3 separate regions of the Mus musculus genome follow, and regions 1 and 2 are each linked to region 3. The links are chromatin loops, found by intact Hi-C in ENCODE. Cell type or tissue: left cerebral cortex. All regions are shown on one strand.

Region 1 (8,000 bases), 55 kb after region 3:
ACGCTTGCCTCTGATGGATTGGTTTTCTCTTGCCGATCCAGGACTCTTTGGCCTGTGAATGCTTAGCTATGACCGTGATGGTCTTGCATGTTCCATACAGAATCATTGAGCTTCTTGGGTGTGTACATTACCTTTTGTCATCTGTCTTGGAAAGTTTCAGCTGTTACTTTTTTCACATAATTTTTCTCTTGTGAATGAAAATTCCTGAAAAGAAACCATGGCTGGCTCTGTACAAGAAAACTCCTGGAAGTAGCCTGTGTCTGCAGAGACTGATGGGCCAACTGGAATGTCAGTGCTGTGAAGACGTGGGGATTTGGTAGGCTCAGAGGCTAATTGCTTTATCTTGGACTAGTGTTAGCCTTCTGGAACAGCCATGCCCTGCCACACTCTGTTTCTGAACTAATACTCTAGGATAATAAATAAAAACCTCTCAGAAGCTAGTAACTTAGAACTAACATCTTGCGATAATTAATGAAAATCTCCTAGAAGCTTTAACTTAGCAGGACACTGGCTTCCACAGAGAACCAGACAGTGCCATCAGATGCCATCTTGGGTCTGTGTATGATGCAGTTGTCCCATCTTGTACCTACCTCTCTGGTGCACCCATCAATGTCTTTTAAAGTTGCCTTGATTCATGGCAATTTTTGTTCTATAAAACGTATAAAAACCCTGCGGAACTACTACTCCCACACTGGAACACAGAATTGGGGGTAACCTAAATCTGTGTTTCTGGGGCCATGGTCATTCAAAATGGCTCCAGAATAAACTGTTTGCTAGTCCCTTAGGACAAGAGTTATGGTTTCTACACAGACACTCTTGCATCTCCTCTTCTCCCCCTTGGGACTTCAGTTACGCAATTGTTTGTGTTTGAGGGCTCCCTGCAAGTCTCTAGTGTTTGTTTAGTTTCCATTATCCTGTTTTCTTTCCGAGACTGGATAATATCAACTGATCTATTCCTTTTATGGACTTTTAATCCCGTCTTCCCAGATCTCCTGTGGTGCTCCTGTAATGAAAAGAATGGTTCAGTTATCTCACTTTTCAACTTCAAGGCTTATGTTGTCCTGTAATTTCTACCATTCGCTGGTATCACATTCCTCTGTGAGGTATCACTCTCACACTTTATCAGATGTGGCTTCCTCTGCGGGATGCAGCCAGTTTGTGGCAGGATCGTATTACCTACTCCAGGTGGACCTATAGCTTGTTATGGAGAGGAGCCTGGCTTGGAATTTGTCCTAATCCTGCTTCTGCCTCCTAAGTGCTGGGATTGGATGTGCGAGCTGCCATGCCTGGCTCTTAGGTCTCTGAGCATGCTTGTGACTGGTAAAGTCTTTAGCCAGTGTCCCCAAGGCCTGTGCTTCCTCAGTGCATTTTTGTAGCTGCTTTCTTACTCTCTGTATGGGCCGTGCTTCCTTCTGCTTTTGCATGTTTTGTACATTTTTTTTGCTGGAACCTGAACAGCTTAGAGAGTATAATTTGACAGCTCTGGAAATTAGATGCTTCCTCTCTTCAGGGGTTGCTGTTTGTTGAGGTTTCTTTAGTGACTTTTCCAGCTTAAGTTTGAAATATCTGTGTTCTTTGCCATGCATGGCCATAGAATCTTTTCCTGGTTAACTCAGTGGTCAGTGAATTACGGGACTGAAGATGCCTGGAGTCAGTTCATCTTCCAGCTGTGGGCTTCTCTGTATGTTGGGACACGATAGAGACAGTCAGCCAGGCACCTAGTAAGTGCATTAGCCCCCACTTCCTGCTTTCAAAGAGCCCCAAGTTCAGTCAGAGGTGAAGCAGGGGCCTTGTCAGGCCTTGCCTGAGCACTGGCATTTCCTGAGCTCTTGGAATGTACGGCCTTCTAGGGTCTTAGGAATGTGCCAGGAGTTCTCAGCGTCCCCTGTGTCCTTCCTGCCTCTGAGATTTTCATTCTAGGTATTTTGGCCTCGCTCGATCTTTACCCAGCCCTTGGACAACAGCCTTAAGCATTACCTGTAGTTGTTTCCAACAAAAATCTCTGGGGACAGGCTTAGAATCAAGTCATCTAAGGTCAGCTTCCCAAGTCGCGTCTTCTAGGGAGCTACCAGAGAGTGGACATAAAGATGACTTTCTGGAAATGATGCTCTAAGAAGTCTCCAGCCTCATGCTGTCCCAGGCCTTGGCTTACAGTCTCTAGTTTCACTATCAGTGGAGGAAAAGTTTAGATCTGAGGTAGTTAAAGGCTTGCCACCTTCCCTAATTTTTTGACAAAATAACTTCCCATTTATTGTTGCAAGCCTTTGGTTACTTTCCAGAGTACCCAAATCCCTGTCCAGACATTTCTTCCTTTTTTTAACTTTGTGAAACAGTCTCACTATGCAGTTTTGGCTAACCTGGACTTAAGTGTGTAGAACAGGCTGACCTAGAACTCACAGAGATCCACCTGCCTTGGTCTACTAAGTGTCAAATCCAAAGTAAACACCAATTTCCCAAACTCCAAAAAGGCAGTCCAAATATTCAGAAAGGAGTTCAGCATGGACTGGCACTTAGATAAAAGCCAGCATTCATCGGGAGCTTGAAAAACTGATTCCCATCTGCCCAAAGGAGTAATTCCCCTCACCTTTCAAAGTCCATGCCAGCAGCCCGCCTTCTCCCCTACCCTGAATGCCCTCCAGCTCATAGGCTACTCCCCCCAGCTACTCATCTTCCTTATAACCCTGCTATTTCTCACTATGTTCCTCTCCCTGTCCCTGTCCCTGTCCCTGTCCCTGTCCCTGTCCCTGTCCCTGTCCCTCTCCCTCTCCCTGTCCCTCTCCCTGTCCCTGTCCCTTTCCCTCTCTCCTATAACAAAAGCCTTCCCCTTAACCATACCGTTGTGTGGTCCTGTCATCACTTTAGACACCACGTTCTGGTCCTGTCCAATTATCTTTGCCTGTTTCCTTGTTGCTTTGATGGAGAGAGTTCTCAGGAGTTCTTACACCACTCCACCCCCATTTTTGCTCTCTCTTCACCTTCACATGGGTTTAGGGATGGAATGTAGGTCACTAGGCCTTAGCAGTCATTTCGTTGCCTCAAATTCACATTGAAAGGAGGCCAACTGTTGTGCCATAGAAGGGGACAGTCTGCCTTAGAGCCACACAGCATTGGCCAGTCTTCTCCTGACCGCTCAGGTGCCAGGCATGGTCTGGTCTCCTACACTTGCCTGGTACAGACATGCTGTGCTGACTTGGGAGGACATGTTCAGTGCTCCCTCTGGGGTTGCGTAGTTGTAGTGCTCACACTCGTGCAAGCGGCCCCACTTGCATGGGCTCAGAAGCTAAGGGGTGTGGATAGGGTGGGTGCTGAGGCTTCTTGCTCTCACTTTCTTCCTAGATGTCTTCCAAGAAACCAAAGGGCGCAAAGCTGAAGCCAGGCCTTGCTCACTGGATAGAGTTCAGGTCCTGAGTCAGAGGGTGCTATTTGAAATCTGACCCAGATTACTGACATGGGAGACAGGAAAGGAGGGAGGGAGAACAGAAGGGAGGAAGGCAGCAATGCCCCGTGGGACAAGTTCCTGAGCGGGTTGGTCTAGCAGCCAACTTTGCAGCCCAGCTAATTGCATAGCTCTAGAAGTTGTGCCCAGAAGCCTAGTCCAGAGTCTGCCCTCAGCCTACTCATGCCTCTGTGAGCACATAACATCCTGCAGTAAAACTCAAGCTGCTTACGGGGCTGGGATGGCTTTCCCTCTCTGCAGGAGATGGAAAGTAGTCGTGAAGTGGGCTGAAAGGCTAGTGTGGGCGAGCAGATGCTACTCTGGGTTGGATGACTGCCGAGCTTTCCCTGAGACCCAAAGCCAGCTTGGAAGAGCTCTCTTTAGGTAGAGGGACTGTAAGCAAAGGCCCAGTGCTGGGACTGTCCAGTGCCCAGTAGAGAGGGGGAGGGGAGCTCACGAGGGAGCCAGTCTGGTAGCCCCATTCTGGGAATACTGCCCAAGGCTGGACTCTTGAAAGCATTTGTATAGAGAGCATGCATCATGGAGCCAGGTTGGAGCCGGTGAGCAATGGAGTGTGGGTCGGTGGGTGCCTGCGGGTATGGTATCTGAGGGTGAGTTTTTAACTCATAGCTGGGACACCTGGCAGCCAGGCATGCCCGAAGCCTGCGTGCACCACAGGAGACAGCCATGCTATGGGTGGGGATCCCAAGCTTGAGTCAGCAGATGTGACTTGGGAGCATGTCTCTGCCCAGGTCAGGCCTAGGAGCCTGTGCCACACCTAAGGAGGGATATAAGCCCTGAAAGAACCATTGTTACACTGTGGCCAAGTCCTCCCCGTGTCCCATCATGTCCATGAACATGCTCAGGGATTTTCCTTTTTAGGGGACACTGCCACCACTAAAGGAATTTCTTGCCTGGCTAGCCTCCTGCCCAGCCCTCCTGGGGCAACCCTGGCTTGGCGGTGGCCACTCTGTTTGGAGGTGTCTGGCTTTGGCTTGTTCTCATTGCCAAATCAGTGGCTACCCAAGTCACTTCATGGACTTGAGGCTGAGAGAGAAGCTTTCTGCTGCCCTGGGCTGGGGCTGTTGATGACTACCTTGTCGTTTGGAATACAGTGAGCCTTAGGGGCTACGCTGGGCATAGGGATCTGGACTGAAGTTGCCCACAGTGACTCTTGGCTGAGCTGGAGTCATTTAGTATCCTCTTCCTAGGAGCCTAAGCTCTGGTAGGTGGACATTGGCCTGGCTAGCTCTAGGTACAGATCTATGACTGCTCTAAGGACCCCCCCCCCCACACACACACACAAAAACACATAGCACAATCAGCACTGGCTCCTGCATCCCCTCTCCAGTAACACTGTGAGCATCCTGGTCCCTGAAGCTCTGGAACTCTTGCCAGATGTGAGAAACCTGGATCCTATGACAAGCATGGTCCATAGCTAGTCACAGAGCACAAGGCAAATTAGAGGAGAGCAGGCCTCTGAATGAAAGGTCAACAGTAAAGATCCCTCGGGGTCCACAGGGCCAAGTCCATTTCATAAGAGCGTCTGTCTACGCCCATTGTCCGTTGAGGCATAGTGGGATTTTCTAAGCTGCCTTAGGGCGCCTTTATCTGAAAAGGGGAAGAAAGTCCTTGTTCTAGTGTTTACGCAGGCTTAATTGTCGTCATGGCTTCCTTCTGCATCGGTTGGATGAGCTGTAGTAGATACAGCAGTTCGACCATCTTCTCTCTGGCCACACGGTGGGAATATGTACTGCTGACAAGCCATGCCACATCGCTACTCGATGTGCGACCTACAGCTGCTCAGCTTAAGCCATTGAGCAACTGCTGTTAACACAGGCTAGCTTGCTTATTGTAAGTGAGTTGCACACGGGTAGCTACAGCCACAGAAGCTTTAGGCTTCTTGGTGACTTTCACCAGCAGCTTGAGACGTTCTGGGGCAGTCTGTCTTTGGTCTCTAGGCCTGGTGCCTAAATGCTATGTCCACAGTTGCCGCTATGTGGCTGCCTTATTTATTTGAAATGAGGGTGAAGTCATTCTCTTTGTTTGCATTTGAGCTTCGCAGATTCTATTTATTCTCTCTCACTGTCTGTCTGACAGTGAAACATTAACTTGGTCCAAAACCCAGAATGTGTCTTGGAGCAGCTCCCTGGATATTTTGGTACGTGGGGGACCCGGCAGAGGTTGCGTTTGTCGTCTCTCTCCACTCTTCTTTCTACTTAGTTCTTAGGCTTCCTCAGTAGTTTTGAGAGTATTTCCCTGACACTGCACTGCAGTAAACATCAGAATCTACTACCCAGTCCAAAGGAACACCAGAGGCCTGGAAGCTGGGAGGAGGTGGACCAAGGAGCAGCTTGAAATCCCCGAGCTGCTTTCCTTCGGCTGGCCAAGTGGGCCCTCAGACCCCTATGAGAAAGAGGTGTCTGGCTGGCTGAAACCCAGAGCCCCAAAGCCTTTTACAGCTAAGCTGGTAGATCTGGGGCTCCTCAGCACCCCAACACACACACACACACACACACACACACACACATTTGTCAAGTGGAGAAATGTGGGTCACATCTCGACCACATCTGTGGCAAAGTTCAGACAGGGCACCAATGTGGCCTCTGGCCCCAGACTCCTATCTCTGAACACAGAGCCCCTTGCAGCACCACCCAGAGACAGCCTGTGAGAGGAGGGAGGAGGGCGGAGAGAGGGAAGGGAGAGGGAAAGACAAAGAAAGGGGTGCGGCAGGGCAGCAGTTAGCCCGAGGGGGCGGAGAGTGAGCTCAACTTGGAGCAGGTCACAGCAGTCAGAACTAGTGAGAAGGTTGAGCAGAGAACCCCTGCAGCAGGAAAACCTCTTGCTTCCTTGTCTCAAGCCCCTTCTGGCACTTTCTGGGACCAGGCACTGAGGCAGAAGACAGGAAGAGCTGGGGCCTATCTGCTGGCCAGAGGCACTAACCTTGGGCACACATAGGATCTGGGAGCTCTGGGACCAATCCTCCAGCTGACAAGCCCAGCAGCCTGCCTCTGACGCTTTTGCCAGGTGAGTGGTTGTTCACATCTCAAGAGGGCCTGGGGCTCCTGGAACAGCAATCTGTAACACTCAGAGACTACCCTGGGGGCTGGGCATGACCTCAGCTTTGCTAATCTAGCCCCATGCACAGCTAGTCCATGAAGTGTACAAGCCAGGCGCACTTCACAGTGCAGGGGACACAATGTAGAGCGGCCAGGAGGTGTGTGACAGAGATAATTGTAAACCCATTGACCTTTTGTCCCTTGGACTACAGTCCTGGGGGCTGTAGTTCACAAGTTACACTGACATTCTTGCAGACAAGCAGTGAAACCGGCCACGTACCTGGTGCCCTTTTCACTGGGCGGCATCTGGGAAACTCTCGAAGGACATTCTGGGGACCAAACGGTGTGTTTGCAGGCATCTCACTCTGGGAGCTCGTTCTGTTCTCTCCTGGGGCTCCGTGGACAGGGGCCCTGGGACTAAAGGTGCCAACTCTTCTCTCCCTCTGCTGTAGGTGATGGAAAACGTGAGTCTTGCCCTGGGCAGAGCTCTTTGGGTCTTCCTCCTGGCCATGATAGGCTCCACCACGAGCCAGCCGCTGGGGGGAGAATCGGTTTGTACAGCCCGGCCTCTGGCTAGATACAGCATCACTTTCATTGGCAAGTGGAGCCAGACAGCATTTCCCAAGCAGTACCCCCTGTTCCGGCCCCCTGCACAGTGGTCCTCTCTGCTGGGTAAGGGCACCTTTCCTCCTTCTGCCTCATCCTGGAGGCTACAGGGCAGGAAGCAGTACCTGCTGGCTTCACAGCACACAGTACAAGTCACTGTCATCTGAGAAACATCCAACACAGGAAGCCCTTGCTAAATACCCACTGTCCCAGTGGCTGTTGGAGGGCACAGTAGCTGCGGGAAAGCTGGGGACACCAGTCACCCAGCCAGGCGTCTTAGCCACATAAGTGTGAAGGATGTTACGGTCTCTCTGTGTTCAAAGTGGATGTGGCTCCTTACCATTCAGTCAGGGAGCTGATATTTGGGGAGGGGGCGGGGGCAGGGGGAGAGGGACATGTGTCCCCTGGGGACAGCCCCGTGGGATTAAAGTCTATAGCCCTGCTGCTGTCCACCCCGCTGGATACTCATGCAGTCAGGCCTTTGCACAGGGGCAGCTCACAGCTCTGACTACAGCATGTGGCGGAAGAATGAGTATGTCAGCAATGGGCTGAGGGACTTTGCTGAGCGTGGTGAGGCCTGGGCACTGATGAAGGAGATCGAAGCTGCAGGAGAGAAACTTCAGAGTGTGCACGCAGTGTTCTCAGCTCCTGCCATCCCTAGCGGTACCGGGCAGACTTCCACAGAGTTAGAGGTGCACCCTAGGCACTCGCTGGTAAGTTGTGGCTAGCCTGGGAGAGGGTATGTCCCGATGGCTGCAGCTGCTAAGTCTTCTGGTCCCATCCAGGTGTCCTTCGTGGTACGCATTGTCCCCAGCCCTGACTGGTTTGTGGGCATCGACAGTCTGGACCTGTGTGAGGGAGGCCGCTGGAAGGAGCAGGTGGTCCTGGATCTTTATCCA
Region 2 (8,000 bases), 60 kb before region 3:
AGGCTGCTCCAGACTAGAACACAGAGTGTTGAAAAGTGGCAGGGTTTGGCAAATGAATAAAATTACAGTTTTCTAAGTACTTAAGGGCAAAGAGTGGACCAAGCATCCTTAGTATCAAACAGCCTGAACACTGAGAACAGCTGGCTCAAATTTGTATATGAAAAGGTCTGGCCTACTCTAGGATTCCACTATGGCCACCACCTAGCAGTAAGTGCATGTCCCAAGTCAAACTTTTATGGCTATTAGCATCTCTCATACTTGATGATCCTCCCAACGCAGCCAAGATCAGGTTTACAAAACTGCTCTAGAAGTTTAATCCAGGGTATGCACTAGGCACTCACATTCTCTGTGATAATTCAGGCTGTGAATTTCCAAAGCAGTATTTGGTCAATCAGTCTGTTATCAAATGCAAGGCAGGAAAGGCAAGGAAGTATTTCTGTAAGAACAAACTTCAAGGACACGAAAGATTATGCTTGAGAATACTGTACCCAGGTTTCCGTAAAGCAGCAGCAGCTCTGTGTGTGTGTGTGTGTGTGTGTGTGCATACTTGAGTGTCTGTGTATAAGAGAACTGTGGAAGCTGGGAACCTGACTGGGCTCCAAAGAGGATCAAGGTACACCACCAGGGTGAGATTCAGAAAGAAGCTGGGGTCCAGGGCTGGCTACCCCAATATCTTCAGGTCCTGACACTGGACAGTTGCCACCTGATTAGGTGGCAAGTAGAAAAGGTGACACAATACTATGCTACAGCTACCTGAAGGGGGGGTTAAAAAAAAAAGAGTAGAAATATTAATGGAATGATGATCACTTCAGTAGACTAAAGAAGAAAAATCTCCCTTTATAACAACAACAAAAAGCTTAAAAAAATAATTCAAACAGGGGATCTTAGTTTATGATTCTGGGCCACGAATCCTAGTCTCCCCTTGCTTCAAAGACCTGTCACTTTCAATCTGGCACCAGTCAGACTTCAACAGGAAAAAAAGCTACAGTCAGAATACAAGAGGATGTCTCATGAACCACATTCCCAGAGCTCTGAAAAACACAGAAACAAGTTCCCTAAAGCAACATTCAGTCCAGAGGTCCTCATGCTGGTGACTTTGTATCCAAGGCAACCTGGCAATGTCTGGAGGTATTCTGGGGATACTCCTACACCTGGTAGGTAGAGGCTAGGGATACCACTGGGATAATGAAGCTGGAAGGTTCCAAGGCTTATAAAGAAGCCTGTGCCAGGCCACCACTATGGAGGAAACACAGGAACAGAAAAGAGCCATGCCCAGGGTCAGGGGATGCCACCATAGCCCCTCACAGGAAAAGAAGATGGCTGCCAGGTGCCTGAGACTGCAAAACAGACATCTAGGTCCACTGCTTAAGCCACCCGCCAGATCCCAAGGCTGCACATCTGAAGAGGCCTTGCTCTGCAGGTGAACAATCTGTCAATAAACATACATAAGTTATGAAATGTTCAAAGAATAAATCTTAAAAAATTTAAGTCTGTCCAGTATACTGCAGTCCCAACTGCTTTTGGGGAGCCCTCCAGCCACCAGTCTTCACTTCTGGGAGGGATCCCAACCCACATGCCATACATGCATCTGGACCCTCCTAAGGACTGACCACAAACACCTCTCTCCTGGTATTCTGATTGATTCTGTCATCAAACACTTCTGAATCAAAGTATAAAGTGCCCACCATCAATTACTGTTGAAAAAGTACAGAAGTGCAGCTAAGTATGCATCTCAGTTGGCAGGATGTTTGCCCATCATGCAGATGTCCTGGATCTGATCTCTCTCACTGCACTGCCTGGAATCCCAGCATTCAGGAGACAGTAAGAAGGATCAGAAACTCAAGGTCATCCTTAGCTATCCCAGTGAGTTACAGCCCAGCCAAGGCTACAACAGACCTGTCTCAAAAAAAAACAAGTCAAAACCAGCCAAACAACAACAATGTAAGGGGAAAACGTGAACAAAGCAAAGATACACTGTCAACAAAGCAGAGAAGTTATAAGGCAAGGGTCTGCAGGACCTGGAGGGAGTAGCATTTCTACTCACAAAAACTTTTCTTTCTATCATTCGTCAAAGAGAAAAAAAGAAAAGAAAAGGTGTGATTCTGTTTCCATGACACCACCACCTCTCTGTACCTGCACAGAGATCCACAGAATCGTTTTCGTCAGAGCTGTGCAATAGCTTTGGAATGCAGAGTGCATTCCTGGTCACCAGAGGACGGACTGGAGGAACCCTGACCATCCATTTCACTGCCTAATGCGTTCAGTAAGCCAGAGAGGGAGGGAGCTCTGAAACCTTTCCTGTCTGTGGGTCCCAAATTCACCAGCCAGAACAAATAGCCACGTTCTCCCAAAGCAACCTCATTGCAACAGGTCTGGAAGTCCTGGCGAGGCCCAGACGTCAGTGGTTACAGGTCTAGTGATAGAAGGCCCCAAGTATGACCACTGTTAAGAGTCAGGGTTTCCATCTGTCAATCAACAGAAATCCAAGAGTGCCAGGAAACTACAGGATTGGTAAGAGTCACCTGTAATCCCAGCACTCGGATTCATGGCCTACAGAAGCCTGCCTCAAAAAAAAAAAAAAAAAAAAAAAAAAAGAAAAGAAAAGAAAAGAAAAGAAAAGAAAGAAAGAAAACAAGGCCTGAGGATGTAGCTCAGTAGCAGAGCATTGGCCTAGCACGTACAAGACCGAGGTCTGTCACAAGTACCTCCTACTCCCCCAAGCCATACATTTTGAACATCTGACAAAAAAGACTGGTGGTGTTTGCTCCCTTCCTTAGTCAAATAAAGCACAGGATACAAAACATTGATCAAATATGGCTGCTCACCAACTATAGAAGAAGGCCAGCTGGGCCTTGCTTCTGCCCTCCTGTGAAGACAAACTACTCCAGAGCAGTCAGATGTCACAGGGACAATGACAAGAGATGCCTTCCAGGGAATGCCAAGACTTCCATGTGCAATATAAGCTCGCTCACTTCACCCTCGGGGAGGAAAACAAGTGCTCCCTAGGGCTTACATCAGACAAGGGAACACCAGCAGAAGTCAGGTGCCTCCCATACAATCTGGGTCTCCCTAAGCACAGAAAAAGCGGTCTCGCCTAGAACCTGTAGTCTTCAACCTTAGCTAAACGACCCACCCACCCACCACCAAACAACCACTGGGTCACCAAAGAGATGGATGAGGTGCCAAGAGCTCCAGAAGAAAAGCTGCCCAGACCTCAGCCAAGGAATGTAGAACACGAAGGCTCTGCCGGCCTTCCTTGGAACCAAAGAATTTTTTTCTTCCTCTTAAGGCTTTTCTTCCCAGGTACTTCACCGCAGTCCATCCGGTACCATCAAGCCCTCTAGCAACTGAAGCCTCCCAGTCTTCCGGCGGGGATGAACGTTTGTCCTAAAGGAACGCACTGGCGCAGCGACCACCCAAGGTCACGCCCCGGAAACCAAGGGCAGGAGCTGCGCTGGAGTTCTGGGGACGCCCAGCGAGGCGGGGTGCCACCGGGTCGCCAGTGCTCCCCACTGGCCCCCTAATTAGCACCAGAGGCATGCCCGCCACGCCCCAGGCCGAGCTTCCGGAAGGACGCCCCGGGGCCGCCGCGACCCACCTCCGCGTCCAGGGCCCCTGGTTCTTTAGTGCCCGCCGCCCCGGCCGTGGCCTCGCTGCCCGCACTCGCACGGCCCGCAGCCTCTCGGCTTTGAAGGCTGGGTGGGAGGCAGGGCTCAGGCCCCGCCGCCCGGGCCTCGGAAGCCCTCTGACTCTGTCGCCCCGCACCACCTAGGTCACAGTACACCGAGAGGTCCCCCTTGGCCCCATCGGGAGGCCCCGGCCCGTGCCCATCGCGCTGGAGAGCCGCAGCCCCACCGCCCCCGACCCCGCCCCCGGCCGTGCAGTCCCTCCAGAAGCGACTCCGGCAGCGACCCAGCCCCTGCACCACCACGACCCCTCCCAAGATGCGGTGGCGACCCTAGCCGCGCCTAGAACGCACCTTGAGGGTCGGGTACTCCTGCACCTTCAGGGTCATGGACAGCTGGGCCGCCGACTCCTGCACCGCCATCTTGGGCCGGCCGAGCGGAGGAGGCGGGTACGGGGCACGCCGGATAGTGACGTGCTACGTACGGGAGCAGGCGGAGCGGCTATGAGTCTGCACCAATCGTGTCACCGGGCCGCCCGAGCGGAAGAAGGCCAGAGCCAATCATCTTTCACGGGCTCGACCAATCGCCGGCAGCTCTAGAGAGCGGCTTCCTCATTGAATTGTCCGCTGGCGTAGGCCGCAGATGCGGATTTAGTAGAGCGGGGATCCCGACGCCATGGACGTTCGGAGGGTTGGGGCTGAGACGACTCACGTTGTGGTCGCACCCCCCCCCCACACACACACCTCCGAAGTCGCCTCCCGTAGTGGTCACAGGCCCTGCCTCAGCGCTCGGTGGCCGTTATCTCTGAATGGTCACTTAGGGGTGCGGTTTTTGCCATCCGGGAACTACTTTCCTTCATCTCCATTTTCGCCGATTAACAGCTCTGGCGTCCAAGAGCGGGCTTCCCAATAAAAGATAAAGAATGTTTACAATAGAATAAGACAGGGAGGGGCTATCGAGCAGCTGTGCTTTCCTGCCAGTAATAACATAAGGAACACTTGGGAACTGCATTTGTGAAAAAGCGATGAATCCTTGATTTGGGGTCCAAAAGGCGTCTGAAGGTGTCCAGTCCCTGACCTAAACTTGTAGTCAAGTTGAATTCCTGGAGCAATAGTAATGATCAGTTAACATCTTTCTGATAAACTAAGCAACGTGGATCTTCCAGGGCTCCTGAGTGAAAGCAATTATCTGTGATGTAGGCTTCACCCTACAGCACATGTCACAAGACCTGAGAATCAGTCTGTTCCCTAAGGCAATGAGGACTTCTTTAAACCACCTGAAAAACAGAATTGAAGTAACTATCAACCAGACCACACCTTGACTGAGATTGCTTAATTATCATGCCTTTTACCTACATTCTAATTCTTCTATTTTGAACTCAATTTGGCCATTTGTTGGTAGCCAGACAATAAACTTGAGGGTCACTAAAACCCTTTATCTGAACTGAATGGCTTTTTTTTTTTTTTTTTTTTTTTTTTTTTTTTTTTTTTGGTGAATTGAACCTACCTCACGTTTGCATGATTTCTGCAGAAGCCAGAAGAGAGCGTTAGATCCCCCAGGAACTAGAGTTACAGATTGTTGTGAGACAAGCACATGGGTGCTGAGTACTAAACTTGAGTTCTCTACAAGACCAGCATGTGCTCTTAACCCATGAGCCATCTCTCCAGCCCTCCTCGCCTGCTTTTAAAATTAAAAATGGAATTACATTTCATTCCTTAGGAAATGACTTCTACATTAAGTTGTCTTTTGTATTTTACAGAACTGGATCTTTGTTTTGTTTTTCCTTGAGACTCTATCTTGGAACTCTATGTAGACCAGGCTAGCCTCGAACTCAACAGAGATTCTCTTGTTTCACAGATCTTCTGTGCCCCTTCTCAGATGATACCATCTCCCATGCAGGTTCCATGCCTCCCTCCCCCTAGTCTTTAGTCTTATAGAGTTAGATGATGAAGAAATCAGTGACTGTGAGTCCTCCAGTCCACATTTGCACAGTGGCATTACATATTCCCCTCTGTAGCCATTCTGTCTGACTCTCTTACATGGTCACATTTAAGTCCAGGGCTGTAATATATGATGTTGGCCCCCTTAGAGGCCAACTTTGTGGCTTCCTGGATTCAAAACTAACCCAAAGAGAGAAACATATATTCTTCTCTGATGCTGTCAGTGAAAGAGCCTAGTGGGGAAACCCCCACTCAACTCCCGATTTGGCGTGCACCCAAGAATCACGAACAGACGACCATCTTGATGTAAAAACACGAGGTAGTTTAATGGCAGAGCTCTGGGTCGAAACATATCTCACGCAGGAGACAGTGGTTTCGACCCCTGTTGCGTCCAACTCAACCAGCAAGGAAAACAAACCACCAGTTCTTCTTAAAGCAGTTTGCTCAGGCAGCTTCTCTCTTCAAATCCCCCGCCTCTCGGGGTACAAGAGTTTTTATCCACTCAAGCCACAACCATGCCTCAATCAATCACCACAGGTCACATCACCTCACCAGGCAGGCTTGCTCAGCCAATCAGGGATTAAGGGCAAGCCATCCACCAAATATGGGCTTGTTGACTGCCTGGCACAGATTTCTGTCCGGCTGACCAGGGAGTCCGGAATGGCTTCCCACAGACCCTTTAATGGCGGAGCTCATGAAGGAGACAGTGGATTTGACCATGAGGCTTGGAAGCTAGTGGTTTCTAAAGAAAAGGGGTGGGGCTGGGGGAGGAATTGGCGCAGTTTCACATGATTGGTTCATTTAAACATCAGCAGGGAAGAATTGGCGTGGTTTCACATGATAGGTCCATTTAAACATCAGCAGCCTGTTAACATTTAACTTAGGTCAGAAGGGTGGGAGATAGGGAGGCGCCAGGCCAGTCTGGCATGTCATTCTCTTTATCTTTCTTTATCTTTATGGCCAAGCAGCCTCAGGAATGTCTTAACGACAGGCCTGCCCAGGCATGTCCTGGCCTGTTCTGCTATGTTCTCAGCCCCAGGTTTCAAAGCACACAAACAACTCTTTGGGCTATTTGACATACATTACATGAATCACAGGTCTCAAGTTTTATTTTCTTTCATCAGGATGGTATGTCTAGGGTTGTAGGAATGAATTCTTATTCTGTTGATTTAAAGAATAAAAAGACAGGAAAAGCAAAGCCTTACCATTCAACCATGCTTTGTTGAAAGCAGAAGCGCATACACAAAGGCATGACAAAACACAAAAAGATGATGGTCTCCCCAGTAGGGAGGGAACCAAAAGATTGCGCCAGAGTCTGCTCAGATGGTAGGGAGATTTTATGTTTGGGCATGTGTTGGGAGCCGCCCCCACATTCGCCGTCACAAGATGGCGCTGACATCCTGTGTTCTAAGTGGTAAACAAATAATCTGCGCATGTGCCAAGGGTATTTTACGACTACTTGTACTCTGCCTTTCCCGTGAACGTCAGCTCGGCCATGGGCTGCAGCCAATCAGGGAGTGATGCGTCCTAAGCGAAGGATAACTCCTCCTTAAAGGGGACGGGGTTTCCGCCATTCTCTCTCTGGCTCTGGCGCCTGCTCGCTTGGTCCTAAAGATGTAAACAATAGAGCGCGCTCTGCGCTTTGGCGCGCCGGAGCTCTGGCTCCTAAAGATGTAAGCGGGGCGCTTTCGTTTTGGGGCTTGGGGGTTTGCGCTCCTGGCTCCTGAAGATGTAAGCAATAAAGTTTTGCCGCAGAAGATTCTGGTTTGTTGTGTTCTTTCCTGGCCGGGCGCGCGAACGCGAGTAAGAATTGGTGCCGAATTCCGGGACGAAAAATTCCGGGACGAGAAAACCCCGGGAAGAGAAAACCTGGGACGAAAATTACCATCACCGGCGCAAGGAAGATCCCTCATTCCAGAACCAGAACTGCGGGTCGCGGTAATAAAGGTTCCCGTAAAGCAGACTGTTAAGAAGGATTCAACTGCATGAATTCAGAACTTTTCAGCTGGGGGAACAGAGTACCAGTGAGTACAGCTTTACAAGGTCAGTCTGGTCTTGAACTTTCTAAGGAAATTCAAGACAGTCTATCAGAAGTAAAGTGGAAAATGGCTTTACAAGGTATGTTTGGCCTTGAATTTTTTCTAGTGTTAGAAGCCCTTTTGTTCCTTTTCACATGTTATCAAGTGGTTAAGGCAGGGCGGATTCTAGATGAAATTCAGGACAATCTATCAGAAGTAAAGCGGGGAGAGAGAGTAGGAGCAAAGAGAAAATATGGTACACAAAATAAGTATACAGGCCTTTCCACGGGTCTTGAACCTGAGGAAAAGTTTAGGTCAGGTAAGAATACCTGGGGAGAGATTGGAAGGAAGGAGAAGAAAAAAGAAAAGAAAAAAGATCAATTAGAGAAGCCAGTTCTTAGTAGTTCTGAATCAGA
Region 3 (8,000 bases):
TGTAGACAAGCCCAAATGTGTGCAGAGCTAACCATGTTGTGCTGTGAATATTTTGTAGCAGTGTTTTGATTTCATATTATTTGTTGACAAACTATAGCTGTAAATACAGAAAATCTGGAGGCCGGGAGGTACACTAGCTGTGGCACCAATCGTGCGTGGTTTTCCACAAAGCACTGAGAATCTGGGTAGGAAAGTGAGGCCTTAGCTGTAGAGCCCACTGATGCTTGTGGTGCAGATCTGCTGTGAGGTTCAAATTTTGCAGTACCTTGGTGTGGGTTCACTACAAATGTTTACTATACTCCCACTGGAGCCCTCTAGCGGAGCTATGGGTACCATACTCAGGAAAGATGAGCTGTGAGCATCTTTACACAGACCCAGCCTTGCAGTTTCTGGCTACATCAAACCTCTCTTCTGGGAGTGTTTATCTCTCTTCCAGGCTCATGCTGGGAGCTCTGAGGCTCTGGGAGGATCCCGATTGCTGCCTCAGGATGGGGACTGTCAAAGTACAGAATTTAGCATGTGCGAAGTGTCAGGGAGCTTTGAGAAACACAGGGCCATATGCACAGAAAGTTGCTTATTGGTCATGAGTGTTTAAGCGTCTTGCCTAGATCTAGTCACTGCACTGGATAGAAGATAAGAGTTCAGTGGGTGGCCATAACCACAACTAGAGAAGACAGCACTAGGAATAAGTCAAGACTGGCAACAAAGGGGATACAATTGCCAGTTCAAAATGTTTGTGGATACTTGCTTCCTAGATGTCAGCAGTGTTTTGGGAGGTTGGAAAACCAACAGAACTTGTGGATTAGTTAGCAGAAGTAGGTCACTGTGTGCACAAGGGGTGGGGTGGGGTGGGGTCGTGGGGTGGGAAGTGGGGTGTTGGAGGTTGTATCTGCTCTCTGCTTCCTGATCTACTAAGATATGAGGAGCCCTGCTGTATGCTACCACCACTGTGGGCTGACCCGCTCTCATTTCCACCTTCCCTGCCATGACAGACTACCTCACCTGAGCTAAAATAAACCCTTGCCCTTTTAAACTGTTTCTTTCAGGTTTTTTGTCTTGGTGATAAGAAAAGTAACCAATACATAGAGGAGCCACTGGCACAACACTGAAGAGGCCTGTAGGGAGGCTGTGGAGCATAAGCAAGCAGCTGCTGATCTGTGGCTCACTTTTATTGTCGTCTATTTTTCTATTGCTGTGAAGTGATGCCATGACCAAGACAACTTAAACAAGAAAGAATTTAATTCAAGGGCCCAGAGTTCCAGAAGGTTAGAGTTTATGGCCATTGTGGCAGTGAGCAAGGGCATAGGTAGGTAGGCATGACGCCAAAGCAGTTCCTGAGAACTTAACATCTGATCTGTAAGCAGGAGGCAGAGAGAGGGACCTGAGAATAACACAGGCTTTTGAAACCTCAAAGTTCACTCCCAGTGACACACCTCCTAATCCTTCCCTAACAGTTTCATCAATTGGGGATCAAACATTCAAATATATGAGCTTATCTTGGCCATCTTCTTTTAAATCACATTTGCTTAATTTTAAGATGTGTCCCAGAAGTTGAGGGAGGGGTTGGCTACAGCTACATTTCAAAACAAAATAGATCCAAAATAGCTGAGAGTGCCTGCTTCTCAGGAACCCTCTTTACTGGACTCAATCCACTGTGAAGTTTTTGCATGTGTTATCTTCTGCAAGCTCTGTCATTCAGTGTCCAAGGCAGAGGCCTAGATTGCTTTCTCCAAATATTGTTTGTTTACCCCCACCTTGGTGTATTTCAGCCTGATTCCAAATAGAGAGGATGTAGTATAAGGACCTATGTCTCCACTAGCTTTTCTGCTTAGTGGCCAGACTTTGGGCTCTGCCTCCTGTCCCTAATACTAACCTTCCTCTAGATGCTACTAGGTATTTTTTGAGTCACCCATCCGCATCAAGCTGACAAGCCCTGTGGGGTCTCTGCCATTTGTATCTCAACAACCATGATATCTCTTCCCCAAACCTGCAAACTCAGCTCTTCCTGGCCTCCAGCCACAGCCTTCTGTTTCCTGCACTGTATCTGGACTTTGAATTTTCTGCTCACTTTCTGGAGTGTTGTTTTCCTAAGTCTCTGCAGAGCTCCGGGGCTCCACATGTTCCCAAACACCAGGTCTCACTAACAGAGACAACACCTGTAAAGTTTCCTAATATTTTCCAGGGCCTCAGCAGATATGTAGGTAGGTGTCTATCTTTTGGTGACCAGAAGAGGAAGTAAGCATTACACTGTAGAACTTAGAGCATCAGAATATACCTCTAATATGTCTTATAGTGCATATGGAATATACCTATAATATGTCTCATAGTGCATATGCTTAAAGCTCCATCCAGTTTCCATACTATTTATTCTATAAGTTATGTAAACAATCCGAATATTTGAGAAAGGCAGAGTGTAAACCTTTCATGTTAGATTCTCAAATTACTTCGAAGAAGGGCTGGCACACAGGGCAGTGCCTTGGGCCTGTCTCTCCATAGGTCTCTTTGGTTGGGTACAAGGTATCCTCTAGTCTCAGAGGGCAGATGTGATTTGATTAAGCTGAGGGGAGTGCTGTGTTACCAGGCCCATTCCTTGGATGAAAACCTAGTACTCTCTGGTAAGGGAACAACTGGGATCCCCTTATCACTCTGATAAGTGTGATCCCAGGGAAAGTACAGCTTTGCCAGAGGATAAACAGCTGAGGCAGGCAGGATGGGTCCATTTACCAGTAACCAGTCTAACCTATGGCCTGTGGTGGAGACTGCCAGGGTAAGGGTAAAACATCATACTCTCTTACTGGCACCAGGATGATGGCTCAGGACTTCAGACCTTGAGCAATGCTGAACAGAGTGGAGTGAGGGTGAATGTGGCCCAACAGACACCAGATGCTCTCTCAGGAGCAAGTGCTTACAGGTGCCTTTGGGCAATCCTAAGGTCATAGGGTCTCTTAGGATGGGCATGTTCAGAACCACCTGTGCATCTCCACATCTCTACCTAGTGGCTTTCTACCTCACATCCGCAGGAGCAGACTCCTGCCTGCAGGGACCATCCCTGGAGTAGGAGTCCAAGCCAGTGTGATGGTGACAAGAAGCCTGGGTTTCCGAGGCTTCCTGGGAGGTTTCCGAGGTTTCCTGGGAGGCCCTAAGGGTTTTTTTTTTCTTTTTTTTTTTTCCATTTTTTTATTAGGTATTTAGCACATTTACATTTCCAATGCTATACCAAAAGTCCCCAATACCCACACCCCCCCCACTCTCCTACCCACCCACTCCCCCTTTTTGGCCCTGGCGTTCCCCTGTACTGGGGCATATAAAGTTTGCAAGTCCAATGTGCCTCTTTCAAGTGATGGCCTATTAGGCCATCTTTTGAGCCCTAAGGGTTTTTATACAAGCCCTGATATAATCCCTCACAAGGATGGAGTGATGTGGTGGTCCTAGTCACAATGTGCAAGAAAAAGTGGGAATTTGGGCAGCCTGAGAAGGAATAGGAGGTGTCACTCTGCCATGGAGTTGCTATGTTAGGATGGAACAACTGGGAGGAGCCCTTTGGATGGATCTGTAGGGAGTCACCTGCAGCTCGAGAAAACTGGAACAGACCAGGAGAGACAGTCCAGGATAGGGGTGGGGATTAAGGGAAAGTGTACATCTGCTGGCTTTCCCCCCTAGCCCTCAGTCTATTTAGGAAATACTGTAGCAGGTTTGAGACTCCACCTGTTAGATCTTTTTCTCCATCCATGTCTGCCAATAGATGGAATTGGAAGGTATTTTCAAAGCATTTTTTCTGTAAACAGATGCCCAGGCCCTTGTCATCCCTCATTGATACTGCCCACCTTTCTCAAAGATTTGATTTTCAAAACTCGTAACCATATGGCCTTCAGCATCCTTCAGTTTGGACTGTTCCCGTGATGTTATTATTATTATTATTATTAATTATTATTATTATTTTATTTTATTTTATTTTTTTTTATTTTTATTTTTTTTAACAGCTAAGCGGTATCCCTCGCTACGCCTGTCTGACAGTCCCACCAACAGTCAGTCGCTTACTCTGGGGTGGCCAGCGGGCATCTGTCCCTGCGCACAGATCACTTTCCCTGGCTGGGGCGCTGTCCAGCTCCTGGGTCCTGGGTCCGCGGCCCCAGCTCTAGCGCACAAGGGGCCGAGTGAACCGCTCTCGCTGTCCTCTTGAGGCCCCGGCGACTAGACTGGTAGCGCCCCACGCGGATGGGCTGCTTCACCACTCAGGCTCCGGCCCAGGTCACCGCGCCAAGGAGTGGCAGGGGCGCAGTCCGGGGTACGCGCAGGGGAGGGGAGGCCGGGGGCGGGTACAGCTGGGGGCGTGTCCAGGAAGGGAATCCAGCCTGGGAGGGGCGCTGGGGGTGGGGGCCGAGCGTCGGGCCGGCGGGCAGCTGGGCCCCTGAGCCGCCCGCGTACGTCCAGCGCGCCGCCTTGCCTGCAAACAGCAGACCAACCGAGGCCACGCCCGCGCGCGCGCGCCGCGTGTCCCCGCCCGCTCGTCGGTCGGAGCGCGGCTGGCGGCGCGGTGGCGGCTCGGCACGGCGGTGGCCGGGCGCAGGCGGCCGGGCGGAGTAGCAGACTGCGCCGAAGCCGCCCCAGGCGCAGGGCTCGCGGCGGCGGAGAGCGCCGGACTCATCGGGGCCCGCGGCCACCCGCACCTTTCAATGGGCAGCTCCCACTTGCTCAACAAGGGCCTGCCGCTGGGTAAGGCCGCGCGCGCGCATTTCCGGCTGCGGGCGGGGGGTGGAGGGGCGGGGGCGGGGCGGCCGGGCGCGCGCGGCGCTGGCTTTGTGTGCGAGTGCGCGTGCGCGCTCGCTGCGCGCGCGCCTGGTTGGGGGGGAGAAACCCAGGAGGCCAACGGGTGATGCGCATGCGCGAACTGCTGCACGCGCGTGCGCGTCCCTATTTTCCGATGCCCGCTCGCGACCCGCGCAGGTGACAAAGGGGCCTGTGGTGGTGCGACCCAGACTGTGACCGAGCCGGGCCTGTCTTCCTGGCCCGGGGTCCCGCGAGGATCCTTCTCGTGGACACCCAGCCGGGACCTAGGTGTTCCCGGAGTGACGAGCCTGCGGATTCCGCATGGGCCTCGGGTCGGCAGATCCGGGAGCGGGTAGTCTCTAGAGGTGGCGCTGAGGGAACATGGGTGGCCTACATGCCTATCACCCCTCTGGTCGACTTAGTGATGCTCAGCTTGGCACCTGGATTTGGACCACTTACGTTTTTTTTTATTCATTTATGAAAGTCCTTAAGCCACAGGGGTCCTGCCTGTGGAGGGCAGTCCTTCCTTGGCTGCGTTCCCTGGCCGCGTAGCCTGGCGCACGCGCAGCGAAGACGACCCCACCTTCGGGCGGGGCAGCCGAGAGGTTTCGGATTAGGGAGGAGCCTTTTGCCCACCGTCCAAGTGCCCTACAGTGTCCCTCTCTTTGGCGCTTCCACTTTAATGACCACACGGCTTGACCCCCAGCTCTGTTCTCACAAGGGCACTGCCTTCTTCCTTATAGCCTGAAAGCTGGCAGGGGATGAATCCTCGCAGCGTGTGCTGCCAGCAGGAAATAAGGAACTGTAGGCAGGAGGGAAAAAGGGAGGCGCCCTGTGATGGCCCACTATACCTCTTATCACACAAGGCCATTTTGCAGATCCTGTCAGTTTGTTTCAGGGTGTGGCGGGGTAAGGCCCTCCAGGCCTGCCTTCATCCTGGACTGGTGGTGGGTACTCCTCCCCTACACTGCACCTCTTCAGAGCTGAACTCCCTGGAGGCTCATGTGTATACACACACACACACACACACACACACACACACTTTTGTAGGAAGAGGCTCTGCACCCAAACCAGCAGGGTTATAGTCCAAATTTCCCATGGGGTAGGGAGGGCAGGCCCAGCCCATTGCCTTCCAGAAATCAGCAGGACAGCCTTGCCTGTCAAACCTTTCCTGGCCCAGGGTTATGTCCCTTGTCGTGTTGAGCTTTTGATTGATTAGGACAAATTTGCCTTGTAGGAAGGAAAAGGGAAGGAGTTTAGCTGTCCAGTATTTAGGAAAGTGAACCCAGTGAGCCAGGGTGTCAGCAAGATGATACCTAGCAGTTTTATTCCCCGGGTAGTATGTTCCCTTACTGTGTTTTGCTTTGTCACTTCCAGATTCAGAGCACGTGTCCAATATAAACAGGGATACACAGGATGCTTACCCCAGTGTGATTGGCATGCAGGACATCGGGGCTCCATTATAGAGTTGGACTAACATCTTTGAGACCCCGGGGGAGCATGATCTCTGGAAGAATGATAGCAGGATGTGAATATGGGCTGGGCTCATATGTGTGTTCTCTCTGTTTCATCTGCAACATGGGGTGACAGCTGTGGGATGTGCCAAGTTCAGGGACAGCGTTGTGGTGTAGTGTGGGGTCATACTGTTCTCCGGAACTCTATGAGTTTGCTTGTCTTGTTACTATTTAGGGTGGCAGCTGTGGTTTGAGGCTGCTCTTTCTCTGCATGGCCCTGCTGTATGTGTCAGCCTGGCTTCCACAGATGTCTGAGGGCACTGTGCCATGTTAGTTGTACATAGTGTGGGCTGGGGCCTGTGGAATCCTGGTGGGACCTCAGTGATACACTGTCCTTCTCTGGCTATTCTATCTTCTGTCACCTGTGGACCTGTAGCAGGTTTCAGCTTGTGTTTCGCCCTTTTCCAGATGAGTCTCATGCTCAGAGAGGTCTAGTGTCCCCTTCAGGGTTCTAGGTGGGACAGACTCCTGTCCTTCCAGCAGCTCACTATTTCCTACCTGCCTTTTGTACTTCATTGGTGAGTGCCCACAGGGTAACCTGGCAAGAAACTTGTGTGGACATTGATCCTTAGATCTGGGTACTGCTGAGGACCCCCTGTCCATGAGACCTACTAGCTGTGTGGCCTCCCGGCATGGTATGGAAAGCAGACATGTCCTGAGGTCTGTACTGCATGGCAGCACCTTTACACTAGCTTTCATTCTTCTAGTGTCAGGAAAGGATTTGGCTTGCTTGGTGCTGGGCAGGGGGCCTGCCTTCAAGCCCCGGGATGTAAACTTCTTCACAAGAGAGGCAGCGGCTTATGTGGACTTGGTTTTGTAGTTAACCCATGGCACCTGAAAGTCTGTCAGCACCAGTGCCTGCATTCTGCATCGTCACACTCACTGTTAGCAGTGACTCTGGGTTCTGTGGGGTAGACGGGTTCAGCCTACCGTGTCTTTCAGCAGTCCTGCAGCAGCTGCAGCGTCCTTGTCCCTCTGGGGCTGAGGGCCATGCTCACAAACATGTACTATCTTTCTCAGAGCCCAAACTGTTACTGTGTTGGGTGGTAGCTTTAGAAGACACGCTCATTTTCTATAAAGTTGAAACTTTCTGTGTGGCCTCTTGTCAGATTTCCCTGACTTGGCTTCTGTGAAGTCCCAGGTCTTTGTATGTCCCCAGTCAGCATCAGACCTGTGTTATAAAGACAGAGTCGGAGCTTGGAGATTTTGGGACAGGGCTACATTGGCTTGGGTGGGTCAAAGGAAAATTCAGTAGGGTTGGGATTATGATGTACGGGCCAGGGCTGCAAGGGTTTGTACCTCACTGGGAGCATGGAAGTGAGGACTCAGAAAGATCTGCACCCCTCCCCCACATTGCTATCCCTTGTTTTGAGTGGCTGTGGTGCTCTTCCTGCTACTGTCTCCAGTAGAAATACATAGGGCTGCTCCGTCTGGAGATAAGTCTGCAGTGAAGCTTTCTGTAAATCCCATGACCTCTGTGTCCTTTACAAGGCCAGGGCTCTCTACAGCATTGGAAGGTTGTCCTGTTAAGAAAGGCAGGAAGGGAAGTAGTCTCCAATAAGCTGGAAAGTCGTGTTCTTCCAGTGAAAATAGTTTTCCCAACTGGCTTTGGAACAGGCAGGTGTTCTAGGATGTCAAGACTGGCAGTATTTGTTGTAACACACACAGGCAAACTGCTACACATAGACACAAAGTAGCCAGCATGATTGGAAATGTGGC

Evidence for each region. A loop is a pair of places that touch in the nucleus more often than their neighbours do. Peaks named below come from ENCODE experiments on the same cell type or tissue, not always from the same donor. Only the 100,000 strongest peaks of a DNase experiment are listed, where the experiment ranks them.
Region 1: it touches region 3 in a loop (3-fold over the local background); 2 of 42 quality-filtered maps call a loop at or near these places.
Region 2: it touches region 3 in a loop (10-fold over the local background); 14 of 42 quality-filtered maps call a loop at or near these places.

What each region holds. Positions count from the first base shown.
Region 1 is chr5:33,216,411-33,224,410 of GRCm38, reverse strand. It overlaps Spon2 (spondin 2, extracellular matrix protein), which reads left to right and starts at 6,173. Exons shown (of 6, transcript NM_133903.3): 1 at 6,173-6,463; 2 at 6,948-7,167; 3 at 7,591-7,814; 4 at 7,887-8,000. The coding sequence starts at 6,951. In left cerebral cortex, a CTCF peak has its summit at 5,427; DNase peaks (open chromatin) are centred at 3,713 and 5,562.
Region 2 is chr5:33,331,625-33,339,624 of GRCm38, reverse strand. Maea (macrophage erythroblast attacher) reads right to left here and starts at 4,053. Exons shown (of 9, transcript NM_021500.2): 1 at 3,980-4,053. The coding sequence starts at 4,048. In left cerebral cortex, no CTCF peak of the experiment used is centred here; DNase peaks (open chromatin) are centred at 3,489 and 4,169; H3K4me3 peaks cover 2,282 bases; H3K27ac peaks cover 1,783 bases.
Region 3 is chr5:33,271,492-33,279,491 of GRCm38, reverse strand. It overlaps Ctbp1 (C-terminal binding protein 1), which reads left to right and starts at 4,488. Exons shown (of 10, transcript NM_001198861.1): 1 at 4,488-4,713. In left cerebral cortex, CTCF peaks have their summits at 307, 4,204 and 5,244 (motif pointing right); DNase peaks (open chromatin) are centred at 4,431, 4,892, 5,268, 6,422 and 3 more places; H3K4me3 peaks cover 3,070 bases; H3K27ac peaks cover 2,430 bases.